Linked DNA regions of Mus musculus: region 2 is linked to region 1. A link is a loop called in an ENCODE intact Hi-C map of the cell type or tissue named here. Cell type or tissue: left cerebral cortex. All regions are shown on one strand. Each heading gives the region's core, and the rest is flanking DNA. Links, peaks and the distances in the headings are about the cores only. Region 1 holds the start of Ptprg (protein tyrosine phosphatase, receptor type, G). Region 2 overlaps Ptprg (protein tyrosine phosphatase, receptor type, G).

What was found. A loop is a pair of places that touch in the nucleus more often than their neighbours do. Peaks named below come from ENCODE experiments on the same cell type or tissue, not always from the same donor. Only the 100,000 strongest peaks of a DNase experiment are listed, where the experiment ranks them.
Region 2: it touches region 1 in a loop (3-fold over the local background); 11 of 42 quality-filtered maps call a loop at or near these places.

Annotation. Positions count from the first base shown.
Region 1 is chr14:11,551,382-11,559,706 of GRCm38, reverse strand. It overlaps Ptprg (protein tyrosine phosphatase, receptor type, G), which reads right to left and starts at 6,154. Exons shown (of 30, transcript NM_008981.3): 1 at 5,375-6,154. The coding sequence starts at 5,459. In left cerebral cortex, for the core only: CTCF peaks have their summits at 2,983, 3,186 (motif pointing left) and 5,625; DNase peaks (open chromatin) are centred at 5,567, 6,217, 6,953, 7,453 and 6 more places; H3K4me3 peaks cover 5,324 bases; H3K27ac peaks cover 4,794 bases.
Region 2 is chr14:11,636,888-11,645,212 of GRCm38, reverse strand. All of the region lies in intron 1 of Ptprg (protein tyrosine phosphatase, receptor type, G), which reads right to left. Among named protein-coding and RNA genes, the nearest start is that of Gm52128, 68 kb to the right of the region's middle. In left cerebral cortex, for the core only: a CTCF peak has its summit at 2,131; DNase peaks (open chromatin) are centred at 1,179, 4,004 and 4,650.

The sequences.
Region 1 (8,325 bases), core at 77-8,076:
TTCTCACACACACACACACACACACACACACACACACACACACATACACACATACACACACACACACACACACACACATACACACATACACACACACACACACACACACACATACACACATACACACACACATACACACACACACACACATACACACACACACACACACACACACACATACACACACACACACTTGCCTCCACCTCCCAAGTGCACCATGCCTAGATTATGCAAGCTGGGGTCCAAGCCCCGCTTCCCGAATGCCAGGCCAGCTCTCTATCAACTGAACTACATTTCAAGCCCACCTAGGTCTTTGCTCAAAGTATAATTCATCTACTCTTGCTACAAGATACTAATCTTTTAAAGAGATTACTATTTATCTAGTTCTGAGACTTTGGAACCAAAGAACTCAAAAACTGGAGGGAAAGGACTGTAATAAATACAGGATTTTGAAACATTCTTACCTTTTTTAGATTTTCTTTTTCAACACTAGGAATCAAACTTAAAACCCAAAGCCACAATGACACCCTTTTTTATGTACAATACCACATAAATGCAATATCAAAAATAATTTAAAATGAAATTGATATCAAGTAGTCTTTCACAAAGGGACACTTGATTCTGATGGCACAGAGAACTGTCATGAAGTTCTCAGCCAGCAACATGGCTGATCTCATTTCTGAGACTAGAAACAGAACTGTTCTGTTTGGTTTTGTTTTGTTTTGTTTGCTTTGCTTTGCTTTGTTTTGTTTTCGAGACAGGGTTTCTCTGTGTAAAAGAGCCCACCCAACCTGGAACTCAGCTTGTAGACCAGGCTGACCTTGAACTCACAGAGATCCTCCTGCCTCTGCCTCCTGAGTGCTGAAGGACTGTAATCTAAAGACCACAGACAACACTTCCTGCAGGTCCAGAGAAGGCAACCTTGGTAGAAGATAATCCCATTTAGTGCTGACCCAAGCCCAGCAACCAAAGCCAAATCCCAGGCCTGCTGAGAACCTGCTCTTCTGAGAACAAGGTTCACTCCATGAGCCCCTCCCTCTCCTGCACTGGCTACTGCCTTGACCTGGATCAAGTGCAGGGGAAGAACTGAGCACAGAGAACTTCTTCCTTGGCTTTGCTTTATTACTAGAAATACATGTCTTTTATTCCCTGCACCAGAAAAGACAGAATTCAAGGGCCAATGGTAACCATTCAGCATCCATCCAAGAATGGTCAGCCTGGAACGAAGGTAGATCCCAGGCTGACCAGAAGGCTTCACCACTGTAGATGGAACTTTATACCCTGAGGTCTTCTTGTAAAGAGATATGGCCCAAGATGAAAGTGTTCATCTGCACCTTGCATGGCATTGGCCACAGGCTACCATTAAAACACTAGACAGAAACACAAAATAAACGCTGCCAAGAATAAAAGAGTGCCTTCTTTTTACCCCAGAAGACATGTGTTACAGGCCAGCCCACCTGCTTGGTTCCATGGCCTTTCTTGCCCGGACAAGGCTTGGGGTGCCACACTTCTTCGGTGGCTAAAGAGCTGGCCACAGGAAAATGAGAGCAGGAAGAAGAGGCAGTCCAAGGCTCAGTAGGGCACAAACGTTCCTTTCAACAAGTCCATGCATGCAGGTGATTTTAATGTGAACTCAGGAGCAACAGAAATGCTAAATCTGAAGGGTGGTTTGGGCTTGTTTGGTCTTGTGGCTGGTTTTCTCTTGGGGTTTCCCTTTTCTTAAAGCATTAAACCACCAATATTCCCTGGACAGCTTCATGTAAGAAATGTAGTCTCTGCTTCCGTATAAACAGTGCTACTCAAAGCTCTTCCACTGAATGCCCCTTCTTCAGGTCAACCACTCCTCTTTCCAAGATACCCCTTCATTTTGGAAGTCTTCTCTCTCACAAGACTCGACTGAGGTGGAACGAGAAACCTTCCAGATCTCACCCCGCTTTGGAGAGGCAGACTGAGGACTTCCGAACTCCGTTCCTGTCACTGCCTAAGGAGTCCGGTGATGGCCACTGAGACACCAAAATGGCATACATAGTAAGTGGAAAAGTCTGCTGCTGACCAATCAGGTGTCACTGGACATCGGATGTGGGTCGGATGTGGACACATCCAGACCAAAAACAGTCAGGCACCTGCTTCTGAAGTCTTCCAACCACATAACAGATGTAATGTCATCATGACACAGAACACCAAAATCAAAGAGCATTACTTTGAGGGCCAAAGGAAAAAAGAAAATGTTTTTTATGATTCTGCATGAATAGCTAAACAATGCAAATATAGATTCTGTGGGGAACAAAAACTAATCTTTTCAAGTAATATACTTTACATCATGTCAGAGGTGGTTCAGTTCCCAACGTACAGGGATAAAGACCAAATATTTAAATCAACCACACTCAAATTGTATTTAAACTTATATGTTGATACTGGGCATGTAACCCTGGCTCGCTGGAAGGCAGGAAGGAGGATCAAGGGCTCCAGTGCTCCGTCCAGCTCCTGTTAAAGCCCCCGCTCTCACACACTGTTGTGAAGGTTGAGAGTCTGGATAAAAACCCTGAGAACTGTTGAGACTTTGGAGGAAATATCTAGGAATCCACTATGTTGTTGCATGTTTTTCCCATACTAGTGTTTTAGACTTAGAAAAATACAGTGTCCACTATCATGTTTGATATTTCCCCTCAGCACTTCGAAGTCATCGTTTGTAGCACCAGCTGTGGCAGGAATCCCACACTCCCCGCACTGTTCGGAGCTATAACCCTGCTTCCGACCGCTGGAAAACAGCCAAGCCCTAGCTGCTTCCAAAGGCCTCCCTAAAACACAGTAACTGAATTCTGAACGGGAAATGGGGGCTCACATGCAGCTGAGAAGTCAGTGGGATTCTAAAAACAAACAAAAAATAACCAATACGAGATTTTGGGTAAGAACTCACAAGGAGAAACCTAATTGAAAACCAAAAGCTAAAATGGTTAGTTAAAATAGGTTTGTTTCCAAGGCTATGGCAGCAAGAAGCGCTGGGTCCCAAAGCGAACAACGGTCCCCAAGGGTTTTGTAGCCTACCAGGGGCGGCAGCATCGAGCTGCAGGCACCGCCTAGCGCCAGATGTCGCAGACCCCCAGTCTGGGCACCTGGACGTACGCGCCCCGACCCCTTAGTTTGCAGGTGGTTGAGCCGGTCTAGTGGAGGCAGAAGATTGACGGGTGGCTCTGGGGCGCCCCCTGGGGCCCAGCGGCACCCCACCATCCTCGGAAAACCTGAAGCCAGCATAGCATCTCCCAGGGCTGTGACATTTTAACTTTGCCTGCCTGATTCCAAAAGCTGTCTTCCCTGTACCTCTAACAAATACCCCTCCGCTCCCAGTTGAGGGTACGGGCTAGTTACCTCGAAGCCTGAACAGGACGGAAAATGAGGAAAACTGAAATGGACCAAGCCTTAACAAGGCGGCATCCCTATCGGTCCCATACTGCGTTGCAGACACCAGAGGGGAGAAAATCATTGTAGAAACACTGGCTACAGCCTGGGGAGGTTAGCCAGAAATGGAATTGGAAATTTCTGTTTTGCAAGGCTGCCTCCCATCGCCCTTATTAAAAAGTGACCCTTACTAGGCTCAACCCCAGGTGCACCCGAGCGCACTCAGCTGGCAAGTCCCTGACAAGGGAGGGAGGGAGGTTTAGTCAAAGGCAGTGATAAAAACAAATGTTGCCCGATGGTCGCCAAGGGAGAAGGGTGCTGATTCTCAGAGGAGATGCTCCTCAGCGTCTACTTCCATAGAGACAGGACCCGAGAGGGTAAACCCCAGGCCTCCTAGTGAGTAAGCGCGCGCACCCTCACCGAGCTCTGTAGACAGCCCCAGAGAGAGGAATAAGCGCCGAGGAAAAGGAGCCGAAGAACCGCAGTGTTTTGCCCTCTGTTCCTCGCAACCACCCTCAAACCTTCAAAGAAGGGACCACTCGCTGCCAATCCCCTTAGAGAGGATCGCCGGGAACAGCGAGGTCCTCGAGCCTGGCTCCTAGGTGCACCATAGGGTTGGGGGTACCCGCTGTACCAAAACCCCGCGCTGTGGCAGCCAGAACACAGGCTGCTATTAACCAAGGAAAACCGAAACATTGTGGCACGTTTCTTATTTCTTGATTAGAATAACCGCCGCCTCCAAATATTCCAGAACAGGCAGATGAGAAAGCAGAAAAACCGGGTGTTCTGTCCTTAAGAGATCGAGGAAAGAAAAGCAAATCGCGCCCTCTCCCACCTCTTTCCCTGAGCCAGGAAAGAGGACGTGGCCTTCACCCACTGGGAAGGAGCTGGGCAGCTTGAGCTGCAGCCCTCCGACTCTGCAAGAGAAGAGGAAGGCGGCTGGCCTCTGCCCTCACCGAGGGGGGAGGGTGTGGGCTGAAGGCTGGAAGTGGAGGGTCGGCGAGCTGCACACTGGTACGTGCAGTGATTTAGGATTGTCGAGTGGCCAATATTGTTCCAGCTTTAACCTGGCTAGAAAATAAGCGGGTCTGGGTCTGGATCTGGCAGGCACATTCAGCCTGCAAAAGGGCAAAGATGAAAGTAGGGAGGGCACGCCAGACAGCCAAAAAATCTGCCCGGACGCCAGAAGCTACCCAGCTGTCGACCCGCGCCCTGAACTTGGACCCAAAAGAAAGATACAGAAAGGGACCGTGAGCCCAGTGAAGCAGGGGTCTAGCGAAAAACTCCCTGCTCACTGCTTCCTGCTCTCCCGAGGCTCCCAGGCCCCCCGCGTCTAGGGAGCTGCCTCCCGCTTGCACTGAGGCGTAGCCCGCACCTCAGCCGGGAGCAAGGCTGAAAGGAGGCGGCCCGGCGACTACAACGCGGGCTGCTCCCCACATCCTGACTTCTCTGCAGCCAGCCTCCGCCTTCCATCCCCAAACGCCGCCCTCCCCCCTACAAAGGGTCGGAGGGATGCAAAGTGAGCCACGATTATGAGCTCCTTCTATCCCCGCAGAAGCAACGGGAGCACCCCATATTACTCAAACCAACAGAGCATCCTTCCCACAGCCAATCTCCCCAGACATCCTATCGTGCAACTATAGCCCTCCGGATCAGCTCCGGATCAGCAAAGCAAGTCGCCTTCCCCCGCCCTCCCATACTCCAGATGCTTCAAGCTTCCCAAGCCACAGTCAGAGCACATCTCTGAGTCCCCAACCCTCCCTTCCAGCCCGCCACTGCTTCTGCCCTCTCTGACCATCAGCCTCCTAGAACACTGCCGGAGCCAATGAAGCAGAGCTCTCTTTCCTCCTCGGTAGCCCGGCCCCCCTTCACCCTCTCCGCGGTCCCTAGACTGGCGCCCAAGCTCCGCGCCCCGGCGACAACTCCGCATACCCCGCGCGCCGGCCAGAGACGCGTCCCATCGGCGGCCCTCACTCACCCGGGAAGCACACCACATAATGAAGCACAGAACTGGTGATTTTCAGGAACAAAATCCACCAACACGGTTCCAGTAACCTCCGCATGTCCGAAAACGCACATCGAAAAGAGAAAGGCAGGGGGGGTAAACTTGTTGAATAAGTTCTTGCTTCCGAGCGAGGCTCCGCTAAGCCTGGAGGCTTTCACGGCTCGCCCGCCACACGGGGCCCCCCACACTCGGCCACCGGTCCCGCTGGAATCCGGGAAGCTGCCAAGCGCTCCCGAGAAAACCTCAAAAAGTGACCGGGAATGCAAAGCCAAGCTAGGGACGATCCTCTCGGAGGAGAAGGGCTGCTTTCCGCTCAGACACGATCCAGCCGACAGGCAGGGCGAGGAGAAGACGCACGGCGGCAGAGCCCGGGGCCCGGAGCAGGCAGGGACCGCGGGTGGCGGTGGCTAGCAGCGGAAGAGCCCCAAGTTGAGTCGGCAGCGCAGCGCAGCCCGAGAACCAGCGGGCGACGGCGGGGCTGTGCGCGGCGCGGCGGCTCCGGGCTTCAGGCGGGCAGCTCCTTCCAGGGCCCCGGCAAGGAAGGAGGCATGTCTGCGAGCCTGGAAAGGGAGGGAAGCGGCGGGGCGGAGCGCAGAGCCCCCCAAAACACAAACGGCCAGTGGAGCGCAGGGAAACACAAAGGATCTCAGAGGGGCGCCGGGGCGAGGGCGCCTTCAGTCCATGCTCCTGAAAGTTGTGGCTCCGGCGCAGGCTGGGGAGGAACCGAGAGCGCGGGGCTGGAAACTGGCCATGCCTCCATACAGGAAGTAACATGTGAGCATGGATCCTGGCAGAGACTTTAAAGCCGGCGAGCGGGCGAGCGAGCGAGCTGGGGGCGCGCGGCGGCGGGGGCGCGCAAGCACGGGCGCGCGGTGACGCGCATCCCCGAGCTGCCGCCGGCGGGGGCGCGCGTCTCTTAAAGCGGCCGTGCTGGGCTCCGGCTTCCAAGGACTTGCACTACTCTCCTCTCCAGGCGTGCCTAGGGCTATGGGTGTGCGTTTAGGGGAGCTGGTAACCCTGAAGACAGGGAAGAGACCAGCTGCCATCCAGGGTCGGCATGGCTTTGCTCCATTTTCGAGTTCTTAAAGACGAAGTACGGATTCGGAGAGATCCCTGACCTCGTTCATGGATCCGGAACTTGGGGGAGGGGGAAAGGGTGGTCTGGTTGGAATCTGGGGGAGAGGAAAGGACCAGCAGCTACATTTTCATGGAGAGGGGACTTCCGTAAGGCCTCACCACCTGGACGGTGTCTTGACGGGGTGCACCTCCAGCGTCCCTCTCCTGCTGCGTTCCCGGGCTAAGAGACAAAGCCCAGCGGCCTTTGCACTCAGGTTTCATTGAGGTTTTTTTGTTGTTGTTGTTTCCCCTTCCCCCTTTCCGAGCTTCCATTGTTCGAATCTACCTCTGGGAGATAGGGAAAGGGACGGGAGTCCATCCCAGGCTAGCAAAATCCAGCTCCAGGCCCACATCGGCTTTTCCCAAACCACGAAGGTCTGTCGTGGACTTTTCCCCAAACTACGAAGGTCTGTCGCGGAGTTTTCCCAACCCCCGGATTCGGGAAGAAGGTGGCTGCAACTTGGCCTGGTTAGGCAGAGGGCAAATGAAGTGCGCCTCTCACCCGGGGCAGGGGAAAGCAGCACCCCGGGGCAGGACTGGTTTCCCGCAGCCGTCCTAGGAGACACGGCTTAAGTAAACTACAGGGAGAGGCATCCGGGGGAAATGCAAGGGCTAGGTTTATCTGTAATGAGTTTTGTCCCTTGGCTCTCACAGAGATCTTTATCGCTTGGGCTTTTCAGCAACCTATTTTTTCCTCCTACGTTGGTGCTAAAAGAGGGGAGGCAGGTTTTGGTTTGGGTTTTTTTTTTCCATCAAATTTGTAATTGAGCCAACGTAATTAGCCATTTGTATTTTTTTCATAGTTGTTCTGCCACTCTATGAAAAGGATATGGACATATTTTTAAAGTGTCCCCTTGCCGTTTCATCGCAACGCGGCACTGTCCCACACCCACCCAAACATCTCAACCGGATGTTCTTTCGGTTTTCAAATACTATACAGATGCTCTGAGAGTCTGTGGCATTGTTTAGGAAAGCAGTCTCGCACCCACAATTCCAAAGGAAAAACCTCTGAAAAGTTTGGGGTGCAAAACTAGTAAATGCCAGGAAGTTCCTGGAACGGGCCCCCAGATCTATCTTTAGCCAAACCCCGCAAACACCCTTCCCGTGCTAGGCAATGAGGCCAATCTGTTTGCTTTGGAATTTGACACTTCCTGGTTTTGTTGCACTCGAGGGTCGCTCTTGAGTGCTCATGATGACCAGTTCCCTTGAAAAATGGGTTGGAGGGATGGATATCCCAGTGCCAGTCAGAGCGGGATACGTTAAAATGACCCTAGCACAAATGACTGCCTCCTTCGAGGTGACTCCGTATTTTAACACTCAGTCGGTAGGACTTGAATCACACAGAGGTCGGCGACATCATAAGTGTTGCCTGTTGGGCAACCCTGAATTCTTTCTATACTCTGTTTGCTGGTTCAACAAATGAACTGCACATCCACTCTGTGCTGGGTATAATAAGGGCAAGCCAGCCTGTCTGCCTCACCTAGGGAAAGTCAATGGAGGGGTGGTTGAGAAGACATTAAGTGTGAAATGCAAAGAAGGAACGCCAGTACCCCAGTTGTTCAATATGGAGAGTGAATGACCATGCCTCTTACAGTGTATGGGACCCCATGCCTGTTAGTCTCTCTGGGCTGGTGCCTGTCCTGGGACGCCAGGCTGACATTTACCACAAAATGGTATTAAAAGCACACATCAAGCTCCATCAGCTCCCTCCAAATCTAAATGTTTTAGTCAGGCCCATTAGCACATTCCTGTAATCCCAGCACTTAGGAAGCCAAGGCAGAAGAATCATAACTTCAAGGCTAGCCTAG
Region 2 (8,325 bases), core at 57-8,056, 86 kb before region 1:
ACATTTCTGTTGCCACCATTTGAGACCGACATCAATGAAGGCACAAGTATGTTTCAGAAGAGAAACCCTGATTCAGGGCATAATGAGCATCCACCACAAACAGAGTTGGTTCTCTCTCTATCTAAGGCTAAGGCCTGCAGTTCCTGGAGATCTTAGTCTCAACAGAGCTGGGTTTTCCCAGGGTAGGTGTCTAGGTCAGCAGCATCATAACCAGGAGGGCAAAGGCAGCCACCACTGCACCACAGGGTCAGTTGGAAAGAAGTGCCATGATGCTTATTATTTCAGTTTTAATCGCTAAAGGAAACTTGAGCAATAGAAGTTAAGGAACAGACCAAGGGGGAAACAAGGCACAACTGATCCCAAGGAAAGAAAGGGACACCATTAGCTGGTGCACTACTTCTGACCTCAGCACTTGAGAGGCTGAGTTCAAGTCTAGCCTGGTCTACATGTCCTAAGTCAATAAAAATTTTTATGTAGTAGATGACACATTAAAACAGTAAAGTTATGAGATGAGGAAATGGGGGAAAGAAAGCAGAAGCCAGGTCAGTGCTCAGGGATGCTGGAAATGACCCAGGGGGGACCCAGGTCCAATTAAAAAACTAAACCTGGCATTCAATAGTACTAAAGATTCTGAGTCCTAACCAAGTCAGAAAACACAATCGGGTAAATGCACTGTTAGAAAGGTGGATACCCCTGGAGAAGAAATCCATGGACTAGAATCTGTAAACTATTATCACCAAAATGAAAACCACTGGCCCCGCAGAGTGGCCACCAGAGCCTCAGATGGTGCGTCCCTTTTATCCTTAGAGCTATTCATCTTACATTTGTCTAGACACTATATTCACAGTGGTTCTAGATTTCACTACTCGCATGTGAATTGGGAATGTAGACAATTTTTAACACTACTTGCTAACCTGAGATCAAAGCTATGGCCCATCAAGTTGCCATTTGTTTCAGATTAGAAACACTCAGGGAAACACAAACTCAAAAGAAAAACTTAAAAATGACATTTAACATCACAGTTACATGGCCAAAATGTGCAGCCACTAGAGGGTATATACACAGTGGAATTAAGGACTTCCTCAGGAAGGCAGCTGGCCACCCTTCTTGTGCAAGAAATTTCTACTATAATATTCATCTATTCCATCTGTTCAAACACCAGTGGTATTCTAGGCACTATTCTAGGACCAGATGACACAGAGTAGAGAAAATGACAAACAGGTGAATGAGTAAATGAGAAGCCCGGCTTCTGGACTGCTGGGAGGTAATAGTCAGCTTCAAACCAGGAGAACGCGAGAGCCAGCACCAAGGCCCTGCCATGCAGAGTCATGGCACAGCAATCTGAGATCCAGCACTAATTCCTGCAGCTGCCCAGGACCCTTCCCTCCCAAACCCAATCAATTGCTTATCCATTGTCACCAGCAGAAAGCTGAACCCATAAAACCATAGTCGCAGACAAGAAGCCAAAGTAGAATAGTATAAAGACCTATCCACCTAAAAACACAGCAACAAACACACCAAGCAAAAGCTGACAAGAATTCTACCTTTATTTCTTAAGCGTCAGGCATGGTGCCTCACGCCTTTTATCCCAGCACTTATGGAGCAGAGGCAGGAAGAGCTCTGCGAGTTCAAGGCTAGCCTGGACTACACAACAAGCTCCAGGACAGTCAGAGCTTTAAAAAAACAAAACAAAACAACAAAACAAAACAAAAACCTTGAAGACATATGTCAAGCATCTGGCACTCCACAAATACAATAAAAAGTCTTAAACAGTATCCCCGAATGTGTAGCATGATGTCCACTTCCCATGTTCTGCACTGGGCTTCCATGGGGACATCCAAGGCCAACAGAACAAGAGAGGCACCACCCAGTACACTCCACTGAACAGCTTCTCTTGCGCACTGCCACACTTGTTCCTTCTCAGTTCTTCTTCAGAGTAACCAGGCACTGATACACTGATTGTAGCAGACTCTGGCTCCTGCTGCTTTCACTGAAACTGAAAGCATTCTGAGCCAAGGTTAACTGTAATCACTCATGCCAACATGAGTTGGCTTTTACCCCAGAAGAGTTTTCCCAGGTGAGCAAGGAAGAGTTAGACAGCAAGAGGGCAGTATAAAGGAGCAAACAGCAGGCTGGAATGGAGCTCAACCAAACAAAGACAGCTCTAAATACATAGCTAGAACCATGGGGCTTCAAGCCTGTCTCTTCCTGCCTGGGTACCTGAAAATGATATGCTGTAAATCAAGGCACTGTTTATAAAGTCTAGAAACAGTAAATGTCCATCCACAAACTGATGGGAAAATAGATGTTGATCCATTCACCGAAGATTGCCTGTACAACTGTGAGAAATGATGAGGAAGTGGGCAGGGCACTAGCAGAAAAGAAGCCTGAAAGAAATGGGGAACTATGGGTTGGCAAGATGGCTTACCTGCAAAAAACACTTAGTGCTAAGTCTGCAACCTAAATTTGAATCCTGAGATCCACATGATGGAAAGAACCGACTCTTACAAGTTTACACACAATAAATGCATAATTAAAATATATATTGGAGGAGGGAGGCACCCGAAGAGATAGCTCCGAGTTTAAGAATACAAACTGTTCTCAGGTTTAAGCATACAAACTTCTCCCAAAGGACCCAAACTGAGTTCCCAACATTCAAGTTAGGCAGCTCAGAACCATCTTCAGGAAGGCCCAACTCCTTGGGCCTCCAAGAACACCTACATTCACGTGCACATAGACAAATACACAATTAATAAATAAATAAATAAATAAATAAATACATACATACATACATACATACATACATACATACATAGATAGCTGGGTGTTGTGGATCTCTGGAATTTTGAGGTTGGAGTGGTCCACATAGTGAGTTCCAGGACAACCAGTGTTAAAGACCCTGCAGTGTGCACAGAGACCCTGTCTCAATGGGAAGAAAGGGATTTGGGGAGGAAAGAGGGAGAAGGAATGGGAGGGAAAGAGAAGACAGGAGCAAGATAAGAGGAAAAGAAGGAATAATAATAAAAATAAACCTTTCTAAAAGAATAGAACAGTCTCAACATGAATTTAAAATGCAGGGTAAGCATGGTGGATGTGATACAGAATGTCTGGTCCTCGTATATACAGATCAATTTAATCCGCATATATGTTACAAGCGTATACAATAAATTGTCAGGTCAGGCACACCTCTATACTGTGAGTGATCTTACAACATGCGTCTTTTTTGGTCAGTGCTTTTTCAAAGCTACCTTGACCATCTCTATGCACAGTTAGCCTTCCCTACTCATAAATTTCACTCCCTCAGATCCACCCAGCCACAGATGGAAAATAACTTAGTAAAATCAGAAAACTGTGCCTGTACCGAATATGGAGACGTTTCCCCTTGTCACTATTTATTAAACAATACAGAGTAACTATTTCTCTAGACTGATGTGGTAAACTACAATATACAGGAGGAGGTTTATCAGTTATATGTAAACAATTCAATAAGTACTTTCTGGAAGCAATGCCCAACAGATTCCAAGGCCTTCATCTTCTAATAAACTGCTCGATAATGAATATGCTGGCTACTAGCCAACATATTTTCCACCCCACCCCCCACAATATCCAGTGTTCATGTTGGAAACTTCCCCTACACAACACTTTGGGGGTGGGGGATTCCATAGCCCCTGCAGCCCTCCCTACACTCAGGAGCAAATGAGAGATGGATCCTTCTGGAGCTCCTCTCAACTGGGGGCCACCTGCCCCACAGGAAGAACAATATGGAGAGACTGCTGAATATAGTGCTGTTGTGTGACGAGAGAGAACACACATGTCTACCCACCCCAGACAGAGAACCCATGACAGACCAAAGTGTGGATACAAAAGAGTGAGTTTTATTGGGGTTACTTACAGGAATGTGGGTGAGGACTTACAGGAGCAGAAATGACTCAGAGGCAGTTGCATCACCAAAGCCCAGCCCAGCATGGGTGACAGCTGAAGCACACTACACAGCGCCAAGGCAGCTGAGCAGGTTGGAGTCTTCCCAAGTGACTCTACTGTTCTAAACCTCACTAGCTCTGCTGCTTCCTGTTCCTTCCAGGCACCTGGTCTGATCGCACGTGTAGTCTTTGCAGCTTGGCTCTCTGAGAATCTTCTTTGCAGCTTTCACTGCTTATTCTGGCAGGAAGGAGCCTGTTGGACCTGATCAGTTTTAGGAACTTCCTGAAGCTATTTATTTTGAGTTATTTACCTTCCCTGTTTAAGGCACCTCCAAGTGGGATGGAATGAATGTTTCAAGCTTGGAGGAAACTATTACACAAGTATATATAACCAAAATATTTCCAACATCTTGATATTCAGAAAGTGCTCAAGTTCAACCTCAGAGCCAATTAACCCAGGGAAGGTCAATTCCCATCTGATCCATTAAGCTTGTCGGGACTCAGCTCCTCCACGTGCAGAGCCCAGTTTTCCAGCTTCATCAGGTTTGTTCACAATGACAGGCTGCCAGCCAGCACAGGAGTGCATATTATTGACAATGGAACTCAAAAAAAAATGACAAATTTTAGTGAGCTTAAAGCCAGAGGGGGTTTGATTTTATTTTCTGCTGTGAGTAAAAGACAATACTAAGAAGCTAGGCAACTAGACCCCACCAAGACACCAGATGGTCTGGGAAGTTTTTCTTTTTTAGCTTACAGCCAACACACCCATCTGGTAGCATATAGAAATTATGTTTTTCCTGAGAGGAGGGGGAGAGAAGAAAAGAGAGAAAGAGAGAGAATATATCCAAATCCACCCATATAATTAAGGTTGATAAATAGGGCTCTGAAAGTGTAGGCAGAGAGAAAAGAAATATAAACACACAGAGAGATAAAAGCATAATTTATCTGAACCATTAGAGTCAGCAGCATCATATAAACTTTTTACTAGACAACTCCATGGCAAAAAATATAGGTTCAAATTGCTGAATCATTGTTCAGATGTAAATGGGATTCCTAAAACTTTTATGGGTAGTTAAAATTAGTTTACAATATAAAGTAAACAAGAAAAGCCAGCTATAAAGCCAAACCATGGGGAAAGACCCCTCCAAATGCAAGCATCTTGCCGAGAAGAGTTACAACAACCCAAAGCATCTAGAAATGATCACGTTAATCAATTTTAACATCAAACTTGGCTGTGTTTGATGATAAAAATGTTAATTTAATTTGATTAAATGTTCACACTAGTGTTGGAAAACATTTACTTCATGGGGGAAAAAGAGGGTTGCTAGTGAGAGGCACATGGACCCAAACACAGGCATCTTCCTCCCTCAGTCATCACCAGAGATCCTCTGGACTGCCTCGTGAAAGCCATAGATGTATCCAATGGGTGGATCATGAGTGTAAGCTAATAAAGACAGGTGCCAAGTTTCCCATCTGGCCAGGGTTCATTCACAAGCTTTTTTTTTATTTTTTATTTTTTAATTTTTTTATTTTTCTTTCTTTTGGCTGCACCTCTACATTTAGAACATAGAACTCTCCACCATGCCTTTTGAACACAGAAATCTTGTATTACATAGTTCCATCGCTGATCCCCGTGTGTGGTAACTGTGGATTCAGTAATGCTCAGCTGGCAACTGTTATTTTTGGGATTATGGGACATGGAGCCTCCACCCTTAGTTGGCTTCCTTGACTCAGTTTTGTAATCTTTATGTATTAAAAGATCGTTTCTCAGCAGCATGCCCAGCTCTGGCTCTTATCCTTTGATTCTGTGTTTGTATGGGGACAAAATAAATTAAAACAGAATTCTCCATTTTCTTTTTCCTTTTGGGAAGACAGAGAAAGATTGATAATAGAAGAAAGTGAGACGCCAGGGGAGTTCCATATCGTTTAGCAGTGGCCCACACTATGCATACTGGGATTTTCCAGCCATCATCTGTAAAAATCGTTCTGTTGTCTGTTGAGATACGGTCTCACTCTGTACCCTAGGTTCATCTTGAACCTGCTTTCAGTCCTCTGCCTCCATTTCCCAAGGGCTGAGCCCAACTCTCTCCACTCTCTGACCTTGATAAGCCAACCAGAACACAGTTGCTATAACAGACTTCAGGATGTAGGAAGGAAAAGCTCCAAACACCAAACTTAGGCTCTACCAGCCCCATGCCCTCTCATCACTCACAGCACCTTAGGCAAACAACGGCAACTTTCCTACCCACCAGTGTGTTTGTCCACACAGTATAACTCCTTTCTAAGGGAGCCATTGGTGCACACTTTGCTCTACCTTAACACAGCAAAGCTGCCTGCTATATTATTCTGCAGAACTCCTCCCAAAATCCAGGTGCAATCCATAGGTTGGATTCAAGGACGGTGATTTGGCCTCAAAGGTTGTTATCTCCAAAGTGGTATAGCTTTCCCAAAACCAACTTCACGGAAGTGCAGAGACCAGAAGGTACTACAGCCATTTTACACTTAGACAGGTTGCTGGTATGGCTATTTAGTAAAAACCAACTAGAACTTGGCTGACAATGGACATGGGAAGGGGCTGTGAGTCAGCACAAAATGGCTGACACCCGATGTCCACTGAACCCCAAGAGTAGACCCTGATAAAATCTGTTATGTAACCATGCCTGGAAGAACGGCATCTTTGTGAGGACTCTGTATAAATATGGCCTTGAGGTCAGACCCCCTTTCCTTTGCCAGCCTGCCTATGTGGCTGCATGTGCCTGAGTGCCTACCATCCTGGAATGAATACAATAGGTATGATCTGCCCAAGTCTCTTCACAGTCTCTTCAACCTCCCAGCCTCCCCCGACTTTCTTCCTTCCCTGGAATCTAAGCGTGGACCTTCCAACACAAACGAGCTCACTTGCCCTCTGACCTCTGCCATGAATGGCAAGATGAAGCAAAGCAGTACCATGTTAAAGGCAGGGGGCAGCTTTCCCCAAGTACCCACAGCTTTGGACAAGTTGACCTTGGACTCTGAAGCCTCCAGAGTCCTGAGGAACACACTTCTGTTGTTTAAATGTTAGTCCTCACAGGTATCCTCTTAAAGCAACAGAAACAAAGTTCCCCTTGGAACATTCAACATTGATAGTCTAAGGAACTATTAAAATGCACAATTATTATAGTTGCTCTTTTTATGATGTTTTAGACAGAGTCTCTCTAAGCTAGTCTTGAAATCACTATGTAGCCTGGGCCACTCTCAAATTCAATCCTCCTGCTTCACTTCTGAGTGCTGGAATCGCGATAGGCACGCCTACACCCTGCCTGACAATACTTAACTTTTCATTCCTTTCTTGTTTTTTTTTTTTCATGTAAATTATTGCATCATCACAGATAAGCAATCTACAATGGAGCTGTTCTAACGAACACCTGCCATCATCCTTTCTCTTCCTGTTTGGATGCTGAAATACATTAGGGACATGTGACGATGCTCTTGTGGTGAACGTAAAGCTCTGCCCCACTCCTTTGGAGTCTCACAGAAGACAATCAAGGAATGACTGTTCTGAGGCTGAGAGGCACCCAGGGGCAGACACTCCCTGAGTGCATTAGCCGAGGAACTAATTCCACCAGAAACCCTTCACTTAGTGGTGAACAAAGGTTTTTGGATCAAGGTGGAAGAATTGAGCAATTTGAAGGTGTATAATTCTACTACAAGGCTCTGAAACTTCCTTGCTTTGTAATTGTTTGTTGTTGTTGTTGTTGTTTTTAATATATGAGTACACTGTAGCTGTCTTCATGACACTCCAGAAGAGGGCATCAGATCCCATTAAAGATGGTTTTGAGCCACCATGTGATTGCTGGGAATCGAACTCAGGTCCTCTGGAAGAGCAGTCAGTGCTCTTAACCGTTGAGCCATTGTTAATTGTAATGTATATTGGTCCTCAGAGACTGGGATTGTACCTGAGCACATGAAGTCAATAGGGAACAGATAACTTCCTTGACAGTGTAGGGACCCATGACTTCTAAAAACTAGGAGTCCATCTGCAACCCAGTTCTGAGATCCTGTGAGTGGAACCTGGTAACATAGGTGGACCATCCACAGGTAACATTAACTTCTCCAGCAGAGCCCACTAACCTTACACTAGTTCATTTATTATAGTCCCAGGTGAACACATCCACAGAGCATCTTTATACAAATAGAGTCCCACTTTTGAAGTTGGGAAATACTCTGGGAATTCAGATATGATAAAGGAAAGAAGACAAACAGCAGAAAGGTCATGGATGATTCCGAGAAAGTATAAATAAGTCAGCAGACTCTAATTGGACCTACAAGGTCATAGTCAGAGTCACTTTACCAGGGAAACATCTCCAGGCATTGAGTACAGCCAACATTAAGGGCTGCTTTACCAATGTAATGATACTAGCTAGCT